Regions from separate parts of the Homo sapiens genome. Here region 1 is linked to region 2. A link is a contact called in ENCODE Hi-C or POLR2A ChIA-PET data. All regions are on one chromosome and are shown on one strand. Each heading gives the region's core, a stretch centred on a gene start or an enhancer-like site at or near the end of the contact. The rest is flanking DNA. Distances are from core to core; before and after follow the strand shown.

Evidence for each region. A loop is a pair of places that touch in the nucleus more often than their neighbours do. ChIA-PET counts read pairs that join two places held with the same protein, here RNA polymerase II (POLR2A). Pooled maps may share reads with other maps.
Region 1: a loop to region 2 is called in a pooled map, with 2.4 times the contacts of the local background. The contact joins the promoter of ARID1A here to the enhancer-like site in region 2. A Hi-C loop is called at or near these places in 1 of 168 maps with a recorded cell type or tissue (gastrocnemius medialis) and 1 of 50 pooled maps. POLR2A ChIA-PET finds 5 or more read pairs at or near these places in 3 of 52 experiments (H1, OCI-LY7 and Panc1).

The regions. Positions count from the first base shown.
Region 1 is chr1:26,690,090-26,697,264 of GRCh38, forward strand. It overlaps ARID1A (AT-rich interaction domain 1A), which reads left to right and starts at 5,926. Exons shown (of 20, transcript NM_006015.6): 1 at 5,926-7,175. The coding sequence starts at 6,315. It overlaps LOC124900417 (translation initiation factor IF-2-like), which reads right to left and starts at 6,316. Exons shown (of 2, transcript XM_047439473.1): 1 at 6,128-6,316; 2 at 1,819-5,876. The coding sequence starts at 6,316. The coding sequence ends at 5,190. LOC105376888 (a long non-coding RNA gene) reads left to right here. Exons shown (of 3, transcript XR_001737950.2): 2 at 202-276; 3 at 687-723. LOC101928728 (a long non-coding RNA gene) reads right to left here and starts at 4,042. Exons shown (of 1, transcript NR_135804.1): 1 at 1,821-4,042. RefSeq lists enhancers at 2,596-3,110, 2,827-2,926, 4,759-5,695, 5,696-6,631 and silencers at 5,610-5,939, 6,030-6,189, 6,560-6,889, 6,940-7,175.
Region 2 is chr1:23,569,052-23,575,983 of GRCh38, forward strand. LOC124903876 (a long non-coding RNA gene) reads left to right here. Exons shown (of 3, transcript XR_007065537.1): 3 at 3,696-4,649. Among named protein-coding and RNA genes, the nearest start is that of ID3, 13 kb to the left of the region's middle. RefSeq lists enhancers at 8-542, 5,706-5,795. Within about 2 kb of position 5,303, at least 5 of the 41 ENCODE cell types and tissues checked have a DNase peak (open chromatin) inside an H3K27ac peak, as active enhancers do; they include OCI-LY7, where a contact is called at or near this core.

The DNA.
Region 1 (7,175 bases), core at 4,676-7,175, 3.1 Mb after region 2:
GATGAAGTGTGCTGGATTATTTCCTCCATTGTCTCCTGTTCTCTCCCTCCCACAGCAAGACTAGAAGAGCAACAACACACTTCTATACAGGTCTCTAGTAGTCTCTTTGGAGGGGTAGGCCAATAAGAACCAACCTGCTGGTCCCTACCCCCAACCCCTCTGGTGACTTCTGAATCCAGTTTCAATATTGTTAAATTTCAGGGAAGAAAGTGATAATGTGGAAAAGTGCCAAAACTCAGTCTGATTTTTCCTGGCAGCTTTCCCTTGGTGTCATTGGTAAGTTCCGCATTTCACTGGAGTGGAGTGCCACACTGCTACTATGACTATAGTAGTCACTCCCACGCCTGACTTTTTTGTTTGGTCCATTTTATCTTTAGGAATAGGCATTTTCTGTAGGGATAGATGGGTTTAAACCCTATTAAAGCTAGTCAGAATGTTTTTCATTAGGGGCCACTCAATTCCTGTCTTATACCTAATAGATTTCTTTGGATTTTCTTTGATTCTTATACAAAAACACCCAGTATCATCATGCTGGAGGATTCTCTTAAGGTGGTTGCTTTGCAGAGAACAGACAGCACATTTGCTTTTTTAGCCACCTATCCTATTTCATAGGACTGCATGCCTGCCTCCCTCCATTTTGTCTGTGCTTACACTGTTTTTTCCTTCTCTTTCCAACTCTTCTACAGAACTTGTGTTGGAATAAAAGACTCCATTCCAGATCCATTCCAGAGTTGCTGTGAGAAACTTCCCCACTGACTCTTTTTCCTAACTCAGTAAAATGGCAGTGTAAGAAAGCTTTATGCAGGCAAGGGCTGAAAGAAATCTCCACCTAGAATACAGTGTTTGATTTTTCCTTCTGATTTTCTTGTCAACTCTCAAAAACTTCCCTTATAATCATTTTATATGTGTGAAATTTCCCTAGGTTGGTTTTAAAGAACAAAACAAAACAAAAGCAACCTACATTGGTTTAACATGGGAAATCCTAGATAACAGACTTTTCCTGTTCCTGGGCAATAGCCTTCTGTGCTAAGATTGGTGACCTTACCTTGGTAATATTGTTGGTGCTTAGCCTTCCAGATCTAAAAACAGCTTAGTGTAATAAGTACCAAGCACAAAATTGTTAAGTTTCTCTTTTGATTGACTATGAAGAGGCTATCAAGCTTTTTTTTGTTTTGTTTTGTTTTTTGTTTTTTGAGACGGAGTCTCCCTTTGTTGCCCAGGCTGGAGTGCAGTGGCGACATCTCAGCTCACTGCAACCTCCGCCTCCCCGGTTCAACCGATTCTCCTGCCTTAGCCTCCCGAGTGGCTGGGATTACAGGCGGGTGCCACCACGCCCAGCTAATTTTTTGTATTTTCAGTAGAAACGGGGTTTCACCGTGTTAGCAAGGATGGTCTCGATCTCCTGACCTCGTGATCTGCCTGCCTCGGCCTCCCAAAGTGCTGGGATTACAGGCGTGCGCCACCACGCGCGGCTCAAGCTTTAAGTAGGTTTTTCATACAGTATTTTTTGTATTAGTTGGTGAATACAAATCTTCAATGAGCTCAGCAGAAATAAGAAATCCAAATTTCCTGATCTGCCCAGTGGTTTTATGAAACCCCAGTCCCGTTTTTTTGTTTTTTGTTTTTTTAAAAAATATTAGTAGTAGCTTTACTCAGTCTTTTCCACAAAAATAAGCTCACTGGTCAGCAAGCTCACCAGTGAGACTGGTGAGTGAGGCTGTACTTAGAAGAATATGAAAGCCTTGGTATCTTTTTCCTCATATTAGACTGGCCCTGGGTGTTATTTTTGTTTGAAACCTGCCACAAGCCAGACCAGCCTGGACTTTTACTTATTTTATTTTTTATTTCAGTTTTGGTGGAGGTGGTGGTGAGGGTAATTTTTAATTTATATTGAGACAAAATAAGCTGGCTGACTTATGCCTGAGGCTCTTTTTTTCACAGCTACTTTGGGGAAAAAAAGTCTCATTCAGAAATTAACATTTCTCAAAATGTGTTCCTTATTCTGAAATATAAATGACCCCAAATTGCTTAAGAGTTTGAGATGAGTGGGGAAAAGATCTAGAAAAGCATTTATTGTGTGCCAACCAAGTTTGAGGCCTCCTGGTTTGCTCCTTTGGGATTCTAGATCCTTGGCAGTCACAGTTTTACCGCGAAGAGCTGTTGAATGCCATTCCGAGTTCATTCCATTTTTCTCCGTGTGTGCATCCAGTTCGTATTTTACAGCTCCCGTATGGGAGCCGGTAACATAATGAATTGCCTTGACTCTCGCTTCAATCCACTTTCCTCGCTTAATATGCAGCCCAAAGTTTTGCAGCTCGCTGTCAGATGGTAGTGCTAGACTTTCACACCGATCCCAAAGCCTCCGCTGGGGCTGTTTCTTAACACGGAGTTACAAACTTTAAGAACAGACAGCTCCAGACGGAAATCCACGCCAGGCTTTGAACTCTGCTTCTGGCTTCCGTCAACTGACATAGTTGCCCTTTTGCTCAAACTCGCAGCTCCAGTTCGCACTCGAGAGAGCTCTGCTGGGTGTCTGCTGCTGTTCCGCGGCGGGAACGTGTGGGGGCAACAACCTGGCGCTCCAGCGATTCTCCACGCCTTAGTTAGGAATCTAAGCAAACCCTCGCTAGGGTCCCTGGGCTTAAGACGACTTCTCCCACAAGGATTGGGTGGAGGAAGGAGCCGAGCCCGATCTTCTGTTTGTTTGTTGAGTTTTGTATTTCAGACATTTAGGGGAAGCAAATTGCGAGAAAGGAAGGGCTGTCTTCCCTGCAAACGTTTCCCTCTCCTAGCAAACCCTCCAGGCCTCGGTTCCACATTTTGCAGTTGACTCTCTGGATTTTAATAGGTTGTTCCCTTGTCCTCGGGCCCAATCCATGCACGCTGTGCAGCCGGATAAAATGGGAGCACATCCTCTGCCATTTTCAGCCGGTTTGTCCTGGCAGCCCTGCCCCCTTCCTTGGCTGCTCTGCCGCTGGAGTTAATACGCCCAGAAACTCCGCCTGATCCTCCAGGCCTCAAATCCAGTCCGCGTTTGCTAAGTGCCGTGCGGTCGGGGACGGCGATAAGAACTCTCCTGTGAGGGAGAGCTAGCGAGACTTTAGTCCGGTTTCCATGTCAACGATTCAGTCCATATTTGCCATCAGGCTGTTGGCCGAGGTGCTTTCGCGAGGGTAGCGCTGTCCTAGTCCTAGTTCTCCAATCTGCGCCGGGATTCCTGAGCTGCCTGGGTGTGGGGTTAAAAGGCAGGGGCCGTGGGGGAAAAAACTCCACCGAAGGGAGGACCCACTGCCCCCAGCCGGGGTCTCGCTGCTCGGGCCAGCCACGTGCCCAGCTCCTCCCCTCCCCCGCTTTCCCGTTGCCACTGCCCCTAGGGAAAGCTGATGGGCCAGTTTCTAAAAAAGTTCCCTCAGCCCAACATTTCCTGGGATCGTGGTGTGGGGCTCTAAAAGTAAAAGTGGAAGAGAACCCTAGTGAATTAAAAAAAAAAAAAAGTAGAGAAATTCCACATTATCTCCTCCAACCCAGGTGGATAGATTTTTGTGCACTTTACCTTATTGCTAGAGAAAAATGGTGACTGTTTTCAAAACAGCTTGCCCACGTGTAGGGAAGGAGATTTTTGGCGCTTTCCATATTTCACAGCCATTGAAGAAAGGGGATGAGGGCTTTCTTTGGAGAGAAATCCATTCTAGCTTCCAGATTTTCACTGGGCTCCAGGTTTCCCATTACACCCCAGCTCTAAGGAAAATGGCAGAGTAATGGCATGTAAAAAAATCCTCATTTGTGTGCAGGACTCAGGACTGTTTGCCAGCTCAGGGGCAGTTGATTAAATAGCCAAGCTCTATTTATGAGGCAGCCTATAATTTGGTTTCTAGGACCTAATGCACCGGGGAGAGTTGTTGCCCCTGAGGACTGTGAGTGAAAAGAGGGCACTGGCCCATACCAGTCAGTCGGATCTTCTTGGTAGGCTGGTTTGGTTCTTGGCTTGAGGCCGGGGGAGGGGAGAAGAATAAAACTGTGGGATTTTTTTTTTTTTTAAATCTCATCACTCTTAGATTAACAGGAAGGTTTTGCCTTTCTGGTGTAGGATGCAGTAAGTTTTCTTGGGGAGAGAAATGAGTTCAGGCTTTGGAATTATTCATAGTGACCAGGGACATTGCCAGCACTCCCGGGTCCTGCATAATCTAAGATAATGCTCCTGTGGCCATGAAGTCTCCCTTTACAAAATCTGAGGGGGAAAAGAGATCCTGGTGTCTAGGAACACTGGCCTGGGCCTTTCCCAAGGCAGCCTTGGGTCTGGTGAGGAGCTGGAATCCCCTCTGGCTTTTGTAGCCTGTCATATCAGAACATTCCAAGTCAGCCTGAGGAAGAAAAGGCTGCTGCTGGGATTTGGTGGGGCCTGTAGATCAGGAGAACACTGGAGCTTTCTGTGTATGTCGATCTTTTCAGATAAACCTGGCCTTCTACCCAACTCCAGCTCAATCGGGGTCTCTTAGAATGTAATGGTAAACTTTAAACAATCTTTACGCTACAGGATAGAAAACAAATCTGACAAGCATCCATTTTCTAAGTGACTTGTTGGACTGTGCCTTTTCTTCAAGGAGAAAATGGTTTCCATTTTCTGCATCTCTCTTCTGTAATGGTTTGAACACTCAGGTTCCTGCAGTCCCTGGAGCCTCTTCTGTGGGTTTTCAGTATTAGAAGGTACTGTCTTTGGAGACTGGGGCTACTTGTCATGGTAGGCTAAGTTTTCTTAAGAGGGAGTGAGAAACGGTGTTTAGGTTTTCCTGCTGGGTAACTGTTCTATGCTCCTAAAGCAACTTCAGTGGCCTCCATTTTAAGTTAGTGGTGAGATGATCAGTTTTGACTTCAAATCCATTTTGATATTCTGATCCCATTGTTGAATGTGCTCACAACTTGATTTTTTTTTTTTTAAAGGCAAGTAGACCGAAGGCAGCTTTGGTGACTCCACTTCTTTTTAAAGTCACCCTCCTCTGCCCTCTGACTTTAAGTGACAGGCAGTTCCCTCCCCTCTCTTTCAATTCTGTAAAATGGGGATAATCCGGACCTCATGCCCCCAGAGCCTTGTAAGGACCGGCTAATGAGGGCAGGCGAGTGGGAAACGAATCGTCTGAACAATGATCAGTCATTCTTTCGGGCTTGCAAAGAGGGTAAAAAAGGTTGGGTCTTTAGCGGGGTCCGTAGAAGGCTTTGAAGACGAAAAGTGCTGTAGAGGTGCTAAGCAGCAGCCAACGGACCGGGCCCGCTGCCAGGGGGTCAGGGCTGGGCCGAGGCGGCCGCGGTCTCAGGCTCTGGCCAATTTTGCAGCCGCGGGTAAAGTTCACGCTGCCCGCTCCCCTCGGTACGGCCGGGAGGGGACAGACCTGGATAGGGACGCCGGGAGGGAGGCGGCGCAGGCTCCAGAGATGCGCGGGCTCCGGGCCGGGTTTTCTCCGAAGCCTTCGGCGGCGGCGCTGCCTAGCGAAAGCGGCTGAGGGCCTGCCGCCGCCGCGGCTTGTTCTCTCCCCTCCTCCTTTGTGAAGGGAAGGGAGCGAGTCCGTTCCACGGCCTGCGCCCGCTCCGCTCTCCACTCCGGGTTTGCCAGGCGGCCGCGACGGCGCTGGGTAAAATGGCAGTGCTGAGCCTCGTGTCGGAGTGAGGGGGACTCGGAGGAGAGTGGGGCGCTCTAGCCGCTCAGTCCGGCCGACCGCTTGCTCGCCCGCCCGCTGCCGCGCAGCAGCCTCGACCCAAGCCGCAGCTGGCGAGGGGAGGCAGGGCGCCGGGCTCGGCCCGCGCTCTGACTCTGGCTCCCGGCGCCCCGGCTGCTGCCGCGCGCCCTCCAGCCCGCCCGTCCCGGGTCCCCCTCCCCCCGCTCCCTCCCTCCCTCCCCGCCCCCTCCCCCTCGCCTCCCTCCCTCCCTCCCTCCTCCTTTCTCCGGCAGCAGAAAGCGGAGAGTCACAGCGGGGCCAGGCCCTGGGGAGCGGAGCCTCCACCGCCCCCCTCATTCCCAGGCAAGGGCTTGGGGGGAATGAGCCGGGAGAGCCGGGTCCCGAGCCTACAGAGCCGGGAGCAGCTGAGCCGCCGGCGCCTCGGCCGCCGCCGCCGCCTCCTCCTCCTCCGCCGCCGCCAGCCCGGAGCCTGAGCCGGCGGGGCGGGGGGGAGAGGAGCGAGCGCAGCGCAGCAGCGGAGCCCCGCGAGGCCCGCCCGGGCGGGTGGGGAGGGCAGCCCGGGGGACTGGGCCCCGGGGCGGGGTGGGAGGGGGGGAGAAGACGAAGACAGGGCCGGGTCTCTCCGCGGACGAGACAGCGGGGATCATGGCCGCGCAGGTCGCCCCCGCCGCCGCCAGCAGCCTGGGCAACCCGCCGCCGCCGCCGCCCTCGGAGCTGAAGAAAGCCGAGCAGCAGCAGCGGGAGGAGGCGGGGGGCGAGGCGGCGGCGGCGGCAGCGGCCGAGCGCGGGGAAATGAAGGCAGCCGCCGGGCAGGAAAGCGAGGGCCCCGCCGTGGGGCCGCCGCAGCCGCTGGGAAAGGAGCTGCAGGACGGGGCCGAGAGCAATGGGGGTGGCGGCGGCGGCGGAGCCGGCAGCGGCGGCGGGCCCGGCGCGGAGCCGGACCTGAAGAACTCGAACGGGAACGCGGGCCCTAGGCCCGCCCTGAACAATAACCTCACGGAGCCGCCCGGCGGCGGCGGTGGCGGCAGCAGCGATGGGGTGGGGGCGCCTCCTCACTCAGCCGCGGCCGCCTTGCCGCCCCCAGCCTACGGCTTCGGGCAACCCTACGGCCGGAGCCCGTCTGCCGTCGCCGCCGCCGCGGCCGCCGTCTTCCACCAACAACATGGCGGACAACAAAGCCCTGGCCTGGCAGCGCTGCAGAGCGGCGGCGGCGGGGGCCTGGAGCCCTACGCGGGGCCCCAGCAGAACTCTCACGACCACGGCTTCCCCAACCACCAGTACAACTCCTACTACCCCAACCGCAGCGCCTACCCCCCGCCCGCCCCGGCCTACGCGCTGAGCTCCCCGAGAGGTGGCACTCCGGGCTCCGGCGCGGCGGCGGCTGCCGGCTCCAAGCCGCCTCCCTCCTCCAGCGCCTCCGCCTCCTCGTCGTCTTCGTCCTTCGCTCAGCAGCGCTTCGGGGCCATGGGGGGAGGCGGCCCCTCCGCGGCCGGCGGGGGAACTCCC
Region 2 (6,932 bases), core at 4,053-6,552:
GCTAGACCAGGATGGAGCAGGGATGGGGGGACTCGTGGAAGCCTCCAAGGGTTTGGAATTATTTTTGGCCCGGTATAATTCAGTCTCTGAAAGGAATTCCTGGCCCAGGACCGGATGGTGGCCTTGGGACCCTTATGGGAAATGAGTTGGGTCTCCTGGCCCCCTCCTCTCTAGTCCTTGGGACAGGCTAGTGGGAGGAAGGGGGCTGGTTCAAGACAAAGGGCTTCCAGGTGGCTGAGGAAGGAGACCTTCCATGTGAAGACAGCGTGGTACAGTGGGGAACTCAGCCCTGGATCTTGGAATCCCAGCTTTCCCCTGGGCTCTGCCACTCCCTGACAACCTGGGCGAATCCCTTCTTCCTCTCTGGGCGTCAGTTTCCCCACCTGTAAAATGAGATGTTTGGACCAGTGGCCTTCAGCCTTTTTTTCCACCCTCAGATTGTAAGGTCTGATTTGTTCCAAATGCATTGCTTATATTAATGAATCTGCTTTCATATTTTGTGTTTATGAAAGACAAGCATTCAGTCAGGCTTTCTGATTAGCATGCTTCATTACCATGCAGAACTGGTCTAATTCAAAGAACAAAGACACCCCAGCCAAAGATACCCTAGACAGACTCTCGAACAGAGATACCCCAATTCCAGCTAAAGACACCCCAGACAGACCCCAAAAGCTCTTGGTGTTTTAGTAGTCTGTGCAGCAAAATCCCATGGAAGAAGAGCACAGGCTTTGCAGTCAGACAGCTTGGGTTTGAATCCTGACTCTGCCAGTGTCCAGCTGTGACCTTGGGGAGGTCACACACACCCTCCCTCAGTTTTCTTATCTGGAAAAAAGAAATATTCATGATATCCACCCCCACATAATTGTATTATATCAGATAACAGATACAAAAATTTAAGAAATAGGTGCTCAATGAGAGTTAGGATGTTGATGCTTTATACGAATGCTGTCCAATAGAACAATAATGCAAGCCACAAATGTAATTTTAAATTTTCCAGCAGCTATAGTTAAAAAAGCAAGGACAGTGAAATTAATTTTTTTTTGAGATAGGGTCTTGCTCTGTTGCCCAGGCTAGAGTGCAGTGGTGTGATCATGTTCAAACTGCAGCCTCGATGTCCTGGGTTCAAGTGATCCTCCCACCTCAGCCTCCTGAGTAACTGGAACCACAGATGCGTGCCACCAAGCCCGGCTCATTTTAAAATTATTTGTAGAGACAGGGTCTCACTATGTTGCCCAGGCTGGTCTCAAAACCCTGGACTCAAGCTATCCTCCCACCTCAACCTCTCAAAGTGTTGGGATTACAGGTGTGAGCCACTGTATCTGGCCTTAAAATTAATTTCAGTAATATACTTTACCTAATCCAATATATTCAAAACATTATTTCAACATGTGATGAACACAGAAAAACTATTATTCCTACATTATTTTTTATACTTAGTCATCAAAATCTCGTGTCTTTAATTCAGCACATCTCAGTTTGGACTAGATACATTTCAAATGCTCTGTAGCCACACATAGCTAGTGGCTACCAATTGAAAAACTCTGGTACTCCAGATGTGTGCCACCACACCTGGCTAATTTTTTTTAAAAAATTGTGTAGAGATGAGGTCTTGCTATGTTGCCCAGGCTGGTCTCAAACTCTTGGCCTCAAGCAGTCCTATCATCTCAGCCTCCCAAAGGAATTACAGTCATGAGCCACCATGCCCAGCCCAGATGAGATTTTGGTACGTGAAGACAGGGCAGGAGAAAGACTGGAGGGAAGGGGGCAGAGAATGGTATGAACAAAGCTGCTCAGGTGCAGATCACTTGATTGGGCAGGAGCGAGGAGGTGGAGAGGTGCAGGCCAGGATTGCAGAAGTAGATGGAGGTGGGGTATCTGGAGAGCTTTGAATGCCAGGCTAAAGAGCACAAATAATGTAAGCATACTTCCAGGGGGAAAAAAAAAAGAATTTGGTCAGTTTTTTCAGAGTGACTGTGGTTATGAGATCCACTTTATTCAGGGAAGAAGGCAGCCGTTCTCTGGGTACTGTAACTATTCCTGTTTCTATTGAAACCTGTTAGTGCTAACTATCATTTACTGAGGATTTACTATGACCAGGCGCTATGCCAAGCACTTTGTGTTAATAATCCTGTTTAATTATCTCAGCGAACCCTCATATGCTGCTGATGGGAAGGTAAAACTTCGGAAAACAGCTTGGCCATTTTTAAAAGTTAAATATCAGCCGGGTGTGGTGGCTCACGCCTGTAATCCCAGCACTTTGGGAGGCCGAGGCGGGCGGATCACCTGAGGTCAGGAGTTCGAGACCAGCTAACCAACATGGAAAAACCTCGTCTCTACTAAAAATACAAAATTAGCCGGGTATGGTGGCACATGCCTGTAATCCCACTGTAATCCCAGCTGCTCGGGAGGCTGAGGCAGGAGAATCACTTGAACCCAGGAGGCAGAGGTTGCAGTGAGCTGAGATCGCTCCGTTGCACTCCAGCCTGAGCAACAAGAGCAAAACTCCGTCTCAAAAAAAAAAAAAAAGTTAAACAGCAATTTATCACATGACCTAGCAGTTCTTCTCCTAGATCTCTACCCAAGAGAAATGAAAACAAGTCTACCCAGAAACTCATACAGGGATGTTCACAGCAGCATTGTTCATGATAGCAAAAAAGTGGAAATGACTCAAATGGCCATCAGCTGATGAATGGATCAACAAAATGTGGTGTATTCATACAATGGAATATTATTCAGCTATAAAAAAGGAATGAACTACTAATCTACACAATAAATAGATGGACCTCAAAAAATATGCTTACATGAAAGGAGCAAGACACAAAGGACCACATACTGTGCAGTTCCATTTATGTGAAATTTCTAAAAGAAATTTCTATAAATTTCTAAAAATTTATAGAGACAGAAAGTAGATTAATGGTTGCCTGGGACTGGGGGACAGAAGGGGAGTGACTGCTAATGGATACAGGGTTTTATGTGGGGGTGATGAAAGTATTCTGGAATTGATGTGATGGTTGCACGACTCTGTAAATGTGCTAAAAATCATTGAATTATATACATAAATATTGGTGAATTTTCTAGTATGTAAATTAAACACCAATAAATCTCTTTTTAAAAATTCTCCCAACAACTTTTTTTTTTTTTTTTTTGGAGACAGGGTCTTGCTCTGTTGCCCAGGCTGGAGTGCAGTGGCCTGATCATGGCTCACTGCAGCCTCAACCTTCATGCTTAGGCAATCCTCCTGCCTCAGCCTCCCGAGTAGCTGGAACCACAGGTACATGCCACCACAGCTGGCAAATTTTTTTTTTTTTTTTTGAGATGAAGTCTCACTCTGTCGCCCAGGCTGGAGTGCAGTGGTGCAATCTCGGCTCACTGCAAGCTCCGCCTCCTGGGTTCACACCATTCTCCTGCCTCAGCCTCCTGAATAGCTGGGATTACAGGCGCCCACCACCATACCCAGCTAATTTTTTTGTATTTTTAGTAGAGACGGGGTTTCACCATGTTAGCTAGGATGGTCTCGATTTCCTGACCTCGTGATCTGCCTGCCTGGTCCTCCCAAAGTGCTGTGATTATAGGATTATAGACCACTGCGCCCGGCCCAATTTTTTTGTACTTATTTGTAGAGACAGGGTCTCTCTATGCTGCCCAGGCTTCCAAACAACTTTTGTGACAGATACTATTATCATCCCATTTCACAGTTGCGGAAGCATCAGAAAGGTGAAGCCACCCGCCTAAGACCGAAGAGCTAGAAGCAAAAGAGCCAAATTTCAAAACTGCAAAGTGTTCCTGACCTCTGGGCTGTCCTGCTTCCTGGAAATTGCTTGGGCAGTGCGCTCCATCTTCCTGGGGCATTTAACCCACAAGTTTGCTAGCAGCCATGTTTTCAAGCTGCAACAACTACTTCTTGGATGGTGAGAATTGGGAGAGATGGCAGAAGGCCTGGGGAAGAGTGGGGATGCTGGGAAAGCCTCCTGGTGAGAAAGCTCAGGCCACAGCTGGGCCAGGGACATCCACAGCAGTCTCCAGGCTCTGACACCCCCTCCCCAACCCTGACTCCCTCCCAGGGGAGAGAATAACTTGGCTCCAAAGCTGAGGCCAGAATATAAGCCAGAGACCTGCTGACCTGACCCCCCCACCCTGGAATCTACTGAATCTGGGGCCAGGAGCAAGGAAGGGCTGACCCCAAACTGAACAAATCAAAAAGCCAAGTTCCCCTCTGAGCCCTGCAATTTTTTTTTCTTTTGGACCAAATAAGGAAGGAGCACCTGTTACTTTATAATCATACTGTAGGACAGCCTCGAGTTGAAAGCCATGGGATCTGGAGTCTTGAAAACGCGGTTCAAGCTCCTATCTTTTCTATTTCCAAACTCAGTGTCCTAGAGCAACTCACTCACTTTCCCCAAGCTTCAGTTTTTCTATCTATGAAATAGACAATGATACTCCTGTTAAGAGGGCGCTTGTAAGGATTTGGGGGACCAGAGGTTAAATTCGCTTCATTTTAGTTCACCTACGTTACTTATGTTTTGTTACATGTCTTAAGTTATGGTTTTAATAATCCCCCCACTCAAAAATAAACAAGATTAAAAGAATAATGAAAATAGTTAATAATAAGTGTCAACATTTATGGGCACTGATTTTGTGCTGTTTCAAGTGCTTTATACACATTAACTCATTTATCTTCATAAAAAGCCTATGAAGCCATTATACAGATGAGGAAACAGGCTCAGAGAGGCTAAGCATGTTGTTCAAGGTCACACAGCATGGAAGAGGCAAGCCGACTGACTCCAGAGCCTTAGCTTTGTGCCAGTCAGAATGGAAAAGAACTCCAAAAGACACCAACCTGGTTTATTCAAGTGCTGGCATGTAAGGATAAGGAAAAGCAGCCATCAGTTTGAATGACAGGCGATGGGTCCGGAGTAATTAGCCAAATGTATGAAGATTTCACCATTTCTAAACCATCCTGTTATATGACCACACATACCATCTTCATGGAAGTGCAGTAGCATCACCATGACAACTACTTTTGTGTTTTTACCTCTAATGTAATCGATTGTATTTTAAAATATTTTTAAATGAATAAAAGCTTTTGAATTTAATGTTTTAAGTAGGTAATACTTTCACCTGGTTAAAAACTCAAAAAGCTCGAGAGGCATAAAGTGAAAGGCCTCCTTCTCACCCCGGCCCCTGCCATCCTCTTCTCACAGTCAGCCAATGTTGCTAGTTTTGTGGGGAGGGGAAGAACTGATACTTTTTGAAAGTAGAAAGAGTGTGCTTGATTTGTTCTGAGGTCACAAGCCATAAAGCCCACCTTACTCTGGTTGATTTCTTCAGGTCGGCCTCAGCCTGATTTCCTGTACCCTTTGAGGCACTGCTGCTTCCTGCAGGTGATGGTTAGTCCCTTAGGGAGATGGTCAGTCCCTTCTCCCTCTGAACTTTCCCCTGAGGCACCCCCTTCAGTACCCGCTATGCTCCTGACCACATTCTCTCTGGCCTCTAGGCCTGACTGGTTCTCCATCCCCCAGAACCTGCAGAGCCTGTAAATGCCAGAGAAATCTCATCATCTCACACAGCTGATGTGGTAGAGGTGGACCCAGAGGTCACACCTGGGTGGCTTCAGGCTATATCTAGCCTATGAGATTTTTTGTTCTTTTTTGGTCTGCACAGTGATGTCAGAATTGGAAATCTTCACCTGAAAGTCCAATTTTCTGATTTCACTTGAAATATTGGCAGACTCAGCCACACTGAACCCATACTGATGCATGATGATGACAGCTGGAGCTGAGCAGCAGTTGCTCCCTTGAGAAGGAGCACAAGCTCTCTGGGTTGTATGGTCCCCGCCACTCTGGGTTGGTTAACATGGTAGGCAGGATCATAGTCACCTCCAAAGATGTCTGTGTCCTAATCCCTATAATTTGTGAATGTACTGTTACACGGCAAGTGGGAATTAAGTTTGCAGATGGAATGAAGGTTGCTATGCAGGATTATCTAGGTGGGTCCAATGGAATCAGAAGGGTCCTTAAAAGTGGGAGAGGGCAGCAGAAAAGAGTCAGAGAAAGAGAGGCAACCACGAAAACAGGGTCAGAGAGATGCCATGTTGCTGGCTTTGAAAATGAAGGAAGGGGTCACAACCCAAGGAATGTTGGCAGCCTCCAGAAGCTGGAAAAGGCAAGGAAATCAATTATCTTCCAGATTCTCCGAAAGGGAAGTCCCTGCAAACACCCTGATTTTAGCCCAGTGAGATCAGGTTGGTTTGAGAGCATAAACTTAAGTTGTTTTAAGTGACTAAGTTTGTAGTCATTTTGTTATAGCAGCAATAGAGAAGTAATACAGTTAATATGGGCCCTTGTAGGTCTCCAGGGATGGGGGAGTGGGGCACAGCTGTGAGAGCTGTTGTAAGTGTGCAAGACTCATAGCTTAAAGAGCTCGGTAAATGGCCATGAATGTTCTAATGAATAGGCGTAGCAGGCGGGTTCTGGGCAGAGTAGAGATATGGGTGACCCTTGCTTTGGTTTTTTCTCCCTCCACTCTTGTGACACCCTCTGCCCAGTTTCCTTCACAGCCCTGGGGCTTGCTGAGAGAGCCGGGCTGATATGTCAGGCCTTCAGCATTGAGTAGGGCAATCACTTAGCAAGTTGGCAGGTCTCAGCAGCTGGTGGAGGAATCTGGGCTCTGACTGAGGACAGGATTAGAGGTCAAAGTGGGAAAGTAGGGAATAGGCCCCAGACTGAGTAAAAAGACCAGGAGAGCTGAAGGTGGGGGAGGGTCAGGAGCAGGTTCTGAAAGGGGGTGCAAAGCTAGGCAGGGCCCAGACTTGAGGCCTGTTCTAGGTGGTGCTGGCTGGTAGGGGAATGACTGATGGTCTAGGATTGCTGAGGACAACTGTGCACCTGCCAGCACTGTCCTAAGCCTGCCTCTGAACACTAAGCTGTCAGCCT